Regions from separate parts of the Homo sapiens genome. Here region 2 is linked to region 1. The links are chromatin contacts, found by Hi-C in ENCODE. All regions are on one chromosome and are shown on one strand. The core of a region is the stretch at or near the end of the contact, and the rest is flanking DNA. Distances in the headings are between cores, read along the strand shown.

Region 1 (3,635 bases), core at 745-3,244:
GCACAGGAGGCATAATTATCACCTTTTTGCACCTCAGCAAACTGAGATTCATAGGATTATAGTCGCCCAAAGTCAGATAGCTTGCCATTGAACTTGCCCTCCCCTGGAAGTGTGAGCCTTTACCACTCTTGCCTCCCAGGAGATGAGAAGTGGCACAGAATGGCTTTTATGGAAGAAGAGTTTATAGGGCTGCAGTGCCAATTGATTTCTTTTAATTTTATAGATGTTTTATAAGTTCTCTTCTGAATTCACACTGAACCTCACACAAAGTATAAGGCTGTAGTCAAGTTCAAGGTAGAGAGGAAGGAAGGAGGGGAGGGAGGAAGGAAGGAAAGGAAGAGTTTAGGATAATGTTATTTTAAACCTAGGAGAAAATTCTACAAATAGCCTAAGTTTCCATCCACCTTTCCCTAAAATAGATCATTATTCTGATGATTATTTCTCCAAATGAATTGAATAAAAAGAGAATTGCCCTGTTGTAGGTTTTCCCATTGGCTTTACATCTCTGAAGCAAAAGCTGTCAATTTGTCAGAGGATCTATTCTTTACAGCTTATTGAGCCTGGGGCAAAGAAACTCAGCTACGGAGAGCATTAAATCAAGCTGGGGCTGGCCTCGGCCACGTTCCACAGCGGCTGGGATGTTATGCACGTTGTGGAAGACTCCACAGAGAGACGAGGGGCTCGGGTGGATTCTACCTCCTGTTCTCTAAGGGCCAGTGCCAAAAAGATAAAATAACTGTCTCAGATGAGAAGTTTCTGATTTACTGCTATTTTTTTTCCTGTGTTCACAGAATGGAAAAAGCTGCTTTGAAGCCATTGTTTTTCATTGGGTTTAAGGAGTTGAGTTTATAAAACAAATAGCTCTGCGATAGTAAGCAATGTGCTAAGAGATGAAGCCCCAGGAAAGCTCCATTGGGCCAAATAAAAGCTTTGAATCCAGGGGAGTAAAGGCAGGGCATTTGTCATCCAGATTTAAGTAATCGACTTTCATTCGCCCCACCCACCTCCCCAGGTAGCAGGTGCACTCATCACACAGAATGTTATAAAGGGCGCTGGCAACAGCGGTAGGAGGAGGATGAACTGACCCAATAAAGTATTCCCAAGGCCTGTTGGGAAAGACAGTTGTAAATGGAAAACAATTACTGCTAATAGGGTAAAGCACTTGTAGTTTACAAAGTATTTTCACCGGCCGTATCCATTCGTTTGATCTTATATTTACAATTTCCAAACACACAACTCCCATGGTCCTTCTGGGAGTTCCTGTCCTGAAACGCATCCTCTGAGGCTGGGTTCTCCCAGGAGGCCCTGAGCAAGGACCCAGGCCCCGGGGATTTCCTGAGGATGTTCTCCCGCAGGGACAGAAAGAGGTGGGCAAAGCCAAGTAGGGAGGAGGAGAAGCCAGCAACAGTGCATTTTCAGGGGTGGTCACGGACTCAGCTTCAACCCAAGGGGCCCCTAGAGTATAGGTTGTGCCTTGGATTCTGTCCCACCCTTAGCGACGGAGACAATTGGCTTTTGAACCATGGGCAACTCTTGTGGGAGGCGAGGGTAACCTAAACATCCAGGCCCTTCCATCTCCTGCAAGAGAGTTAAGGTTGGTTCACAGATCCGGAAAAGGGCCCTGGAGAGGCACCAAGGCCCTCTGCTCCATGTGCCCCCCCCTCTCCGCACCTGCTCCACATACCTTGGCTGTCCTCCCTCATAGCACTCCTCTGTGAACCTGAGGAACTCCTGCTAGTACTTCAAAACCCCGTCCAGGTGTTAGTGACACATTCTTTGATTGCCAGTAACCCAAGCAAAAAACCTCTTCTTTGATGCTCTTCCTTTGACTGGAATATCCTTCGAAGAGCTGCACTTGTCGTTAAAATTTTAATGACTCGTTCCCCAAGGGCCACAGTGTTACTGGTGGAGGGTGTCCAGGTTCCCAAGAATTGGACAAAACACACAAAGCAAGGAAAGAATGAAGCAACAAACAGAGAGATGTGTTGAAAGTACACTCCACGGTGTGGGAGCGGGCCTGAGTATAGGGGCTCAAGAGCCCAGTTACAGAATTTTCTGGGGTTTAAATACTCTCTAGAGGTTTCCATTGGTTACTTGGTGTACGCCCTATGTAAATGAAGAGGATGAAGTAAAGTTACAAAGTCATTTACTTGGTGCACGCCCTATGTAAATGAAGAGGATATTTCCTGTCATAGCTGAAGCATTTCCACTTGATTTAGTTCTGGGAAGTCCTTAGGTTCCCTGCCTCCAGGCCCTCTTCTCCTAGTAAGCTTGATCCCAGGGAACAGACATTATTGTATTATCTTTATTGTAGTTGTATTATATAACTACTTTATGATAGTTGTACCTATTTGGGGAGTACATGTGATATATTGATACCTGTACACAGTGTGTAATGATCAAGTCAGGGTAATTGAGATATTCATCACTTCAAACATTTATCTTTTCTTTGTGTTGGGGACATTACAATTCTCTTCTAGCTCTTTTGAAATATACAATAGATTATTTCAACTACAATTTCTCTACGATTAAATACTACAACTTACTCTTTCTAATTGTATTTTTGTACCCATTAACCAACCTCTCCCAGATATTAATGCTTCTCTCTAAGACCTTAATTTTCCCCAGTGAGGCAATGGGGAAAGCGAGCCCCCTGGCTGCGGTTTACTGAGGTGGTGTTAAAAGACTCCCAGTGACAGCAAAGTTTGTTTGCCAAGTCATTCTTCTGAAGGGGACCATGTGAACAAATCCCTAAGAAAAGCTAATGCCAAGTACTCAGCATCACCCTTCAGAGCACAATACACGGTACTTCAAGAGTTTTAAAAAGAGAGTTCCTCAAAAACTCAAGCTGTTTTTATTTTCCTGGATACTTATGTAGTGATCATATCCATTGTGAGGTTGCCCTCGGGATGTTGGGATTTTCTAAGGAACGTAAAGTCCCCAAGATTAAAGCAATGTTGTAGTCAAGAAGTTTCTCTTACTTTCACCCCATATTTAGGTGTATATTTCACTGATGTTCCAAGTATAGAAACACATTTAGCAAATAATTTTGATCTTTGAAGAAGTTCTCTTTTCAACTTTATCAGGCAAGTTCACAGATGCATTTTACAAGGCAAATCGGGAAAAAAAAGGAGATCAATTCTACTGCCGAGAAGGAATCTAGGTCAATTTTATAGATTCACACTCAAATGAAATCCACACAAGAACAAAATTCAAGACATTGGTTAAAAGAAAAATCATACCAAGTACCAAGATAAGTTAAATTGCTATATATGTACAGTTCGATAAATTGAAAACATCCTAGATCTTTACCAAAATTAATTTCTCTGGCATCTTACAGAAGCATCTGTGGGCTTCCAGTAATTTGTACTTTTAAAAATCTTATACAACAGTGTTCCTACAAAAAGAAAGTAAACACTTGCAACCAAAATTTCCATTTTTGCTCGTCAAGATTTCAATCGATTTTACTTGAACAAGCTGTTTTCGTTCAATTCACACTGATTAACATTAGCCCAATCGCTGAAAACTTTGTGGTTCTGGGATACGGGTTTTAATTGTCTTCATAATGTACTTGGAAGGTCACTGGGGAAATTGAACACAAAAGTTTTCCTATACCATGTGCTGACTAAATAAAG
Region 2 (3,635 bases), core at 369-2,868, 2.6 Mb before region 1:
TGCTAGAGAATCACCCTGTGCCTCTGCCTCCTTCTTGTTAGATTTTGCTACCTTATTTATTGGTTTCTTCCTCACTAGGATAATTTGTGAAGATAGAAATATTTCATTTTCAAACATCTCCCATGATCTTTCAGCTCTGTTTACTTTTAGAATCTTTGCAGTGAGCCAATTTGCTCTATTTTAATTTTTTGGAAACTATTTTTACTGAAGTCTATTTAACATCTGATGATATTGAATGTTCCTTTTTTTCAACTCCCTTTTCCTCTTTTCACCTTTAAATTAAAAATTTCTCATTTCTAGTCTAACAGAGTGCCTCCAAATCATGTGAGATTCCCAAGATCACAGAATTAACAGAATATTTTAACCTTATTAATACATGTGATTAGTGGTTTTAACTTAAAAAAAAAAGATTGTCTCTCTAAACAATATCCTGTTGAAGCTGAAAACTCCCACAAGGGGATTTAGAATGTGGTGTTTGAGAGCGTGGGCTCCGGGGACCAGCTTCCTGGTTTAATGGCCACCTTCGCCTGTGCTAGCTATGTGACTTTTGGGGGGGGTCCCTCTACCTCGCTACAACCAAGTTTCAGCACCTGAAAAATGGAAGCAAAACGTGACATCAGCCTCATAAGGAGCTAGCTGGAAGGAAGGGTTGAATGAATTAATTCATGTAAAGCATTTCAGTGACTGGGGAAAGTCAGCATCTCATCCATGCATCCCATAAATGGGTATAAGTTGGATGACTTCTAGGTCCCAGACACTGTCCTAGGTACCAGTAAAATATAAACATCCACATATGTATTTTAGCTGGTGCTGACAATTGTTAGGAAGAATGATGAATTAGAGAAAGGGGATGTATCAGTAAGACTTCTGCAGAAAAACAGAACCAATAGAATGTATGTCTATACGTAGGCTAAAATCTGTTTATTTTGTTTAAAGTTTGCTTTAAAAATATTTATTTCATCTAAAACACATTTTCATTGTAACAACTCCCTGGTAACCAGGTAGTAGAAGAGAAGGCTTAAAACTTCCATGTAACTTTAATTGCTGGAGACAAGTGATATTTATCAAATGTATCTGACCATTCTTGATGGGCCAAATTGGATTAGGTCAATTCAATATAGTGACCTTGCCTTACAGACAGATCTGTGGTCAGATGGAAAACTTACAGAATAGCAGGCTGTATCAGTCAGTATTCCCCAGAGAAACAGCACCAGTAAAGTATATATGTATTTCGAGAGAAGGAGAGAGGGAGAGACGGACATTGTAAGGAAGTGATTCATGTGGTTGTTATTGTGCGGGCTGCCAAGTCCATGATCTGTAGGGTAGACTAGGTGGGTTGGAAACCTAAGTACTACTACTCCTTTTTATTTTTTTTTCTTTCCCACATGGTGCTGATGTAATGCACTACTTCTATGTTGCAGTCTTGAGGCAAAATTCCTTCTTGGGAAAACCTCAGTTTTTGCTCTTAAGAACTTCAACTGATTTCATAAGTCCCACACACATTATCAAGGGTAATCTTTATCTAAAGTCCTCTATAGATGTTAATCACATCTACAGGATACATTCCCACCAACATCGTCATTAGTATTTGACCAAACAATTGGGCACTGTAGCCGAGCCAGGTTGACTCATCAAATTAACCTGGCCAGGGGGAGTGTGTGTTCCCTCATCAGAGAGTCGTAGGTGAGCTTCTGAGGAGGTGATGGATTTGAGCAGAGACCCAAGTGAAGATGAAGAGGGGGCATGCAGATACTGGTGACCAGCAGCCCGCAGCATTGTCCACTTACTTTGGTAGTGCCATGGAAAGTTAAATTTCATCCTGGCATCCTGGATCAATGTATCTAGTTGGTTTTTTTAAATGATAAACAAGAAGCCAAACTCTTGTGACATTTTAGAAGTTAAAATTGTTCAGGAATACTCATAAATGCACAAGACACACCTGACTATGCATGTGTGTGTGCACGTGTGCACATGCATACACACACACACACACACACACACACACACACTTCCTTTTCCTTCCGGAGATGGTCTTTTCTGTGGTCTTAAATAAGCTTATGTGTTCTGAAAGAGAGCTCTTGCTGTTCCTTTATCATTTAGCTCCAAACAGTGCAGATTTAGAAGTGCATTCCCGGGGATAATGCTGAGCATTGGGTAAGTTTTTTTTTTTTTTTTTTTTTTTTTTGAGGGGGTATGTTAAATGAGAAAATGTTTAACTTCTATAGAATTTTCACTGCCAGGACCTCATGCATTCTTTCCAGTAGAGTTTTATTTTATATGTATTCACTTTGGTTTGCCTGTGAGGTGTTGTGGCTGTAATGCCCGAGGGATCATTTGTACACCAGGAAACTCAAAGATGGTAAACCACGGCTGAGCCTTGTCTTATTCTGTGCGGCATGTAACCTTTCACATTATTCTAATGAAAATGACATTTATGATTGCAGCCTTCTGTGAACTTTCAAAAGCCAGCTGTAATAAAATTGCTGCCTAGGTTTTCTATAGCATCTTTAACTTTGACTTGTGTAGCAATATACCAGGGAAAAAAAGAAATGAAAGCAAACTTTTATTTTCCAAGAAATTAAATTTGATATCAATGTTTTATGTCCACACTGAATTAAAATCTATAAAATTTTAGGAAACTGAAGGTCTGAAAAAAATAAAAGGTTGTCTCACGGGATTTTTTCCTTTGGTTGAGGTTTGCAGCCTAGTTTTGTTCCTCCAAAGGGATTGAGATGGTTCCCAGTGGAGCTTCCCTGTGCTAAGTCTCTGAACTTTTTGGAATTACCCCTTGAAAAAGATCAACATATTCTGCCTTGGTTATTGGGAAGCTGACAAGATATGTTGAGGTTTTAAATCGGGGGCTCCTCTGATATTATTTGTATTAGTCTGTTTTCATGCTGCCGATAAGGACGTACCTGAGACTGGGCAATTTACAAGAGAAAGAGGTTTAATTGGACTTACAGTTTCACATGGCTAATGAGGCCTCACAATCATGGTGGAAGGCAAGGAGGAGCCAGTCACATCTTACATGGATGGTGGCAGGCAAAGGGAGAGTAGGGGAACTCCTCTTTATAAAACCATCAGATCTCATGAGACTTATTCACTATCATGAGAACAGCATGGGAAAGACTTGCCCCCCATGATTCAATTACATCCCACCAGGTTCCTCCCACAACACATGGGAATTCAAGATGAGATTTGGGTGGGGACACAGCCAGACCATATCATTCCACCCTGGCCCCTCCCAAATCTCATGTCCTCACATTTAAAAACCAATCATGCCTTCCCAACAGTCTTCCATGGTCTTAACTCATTTCAGCATTAACTCAAAAGTCCACAGTCCAGTGTCTCATCTGAGACAAGGCAAGTCCCTTCCACCTATGAGCCTGTAAAATCAAAAGCAAGTTAGTTACTTCCTAGACACAACAGGGGTACAGGCATTGGGTAATACAGCCATTCCAAATGGGAGAAATTGGCCAAAACAAAGTGGGTACAGGCCCCATGCAAGTCCAAAATCCAGCAGGGCAGTCAAATCTTAAAGCTCCAGAATTATCTCCTTTGACTCCATGTCTCACATCCAGGTCATGCTGATGCAAGAGGTGGGTTCTCATGGTCTTGGACATCTCTGCCCCTTT

The links. A loop is a pair of places that touch in the nucleus more often than their neighbours do. Pooled maps may share reads with other maps.
Region 2: a loop to region 1 is called in a map with no recorded cell type, with 11 times the contacts of the local background. The contact joins two enhancer-like sites. A Hi-C loop is called at or near these places in 1 of 168 maps with a recorded cell type or tissue (endothelial cell of umbilical vein), 3 of 37 single-sample maps with no recorded cell type and 6 of 50 pooled maps.

The regions. Positions count from the first base shown.
Region 1 is chr5:10,866,155-10,869,789 of GRCh38, reverse strand. No RefSeq gene overlaps it. Among named protein-coding and RNA genes, the nearest start is that of CTD-2154B17.1, 81 kb to the right of the region's middle. Within about 2 kb of position 1,994, at least 2 of the 41 ENCODE cell types and tissues checked have a DNase peak (open chromatin) inside an H3K27ac peak, as active enhancers do.
Region 2 is chr5:13,475,279-13,478,913 of GRCh38, reverse strand. All of the region lies in intron 4 of LOC105374660 (a long non-coding RNA gene), which reads left to right. Among named protein-coding and RNA genes, the nearest start is that of DNAH5-AS1, 380 kb to the left of the region's middle. RefSeq lists an enhancer at 3,561-3,635. Within about 2 kb of position 1,618, at least 2 of the 41 ENCODE cell types and tissues checked have a DNase peak (open chromatin) inside an H3K27ac peak, as active enhancers do.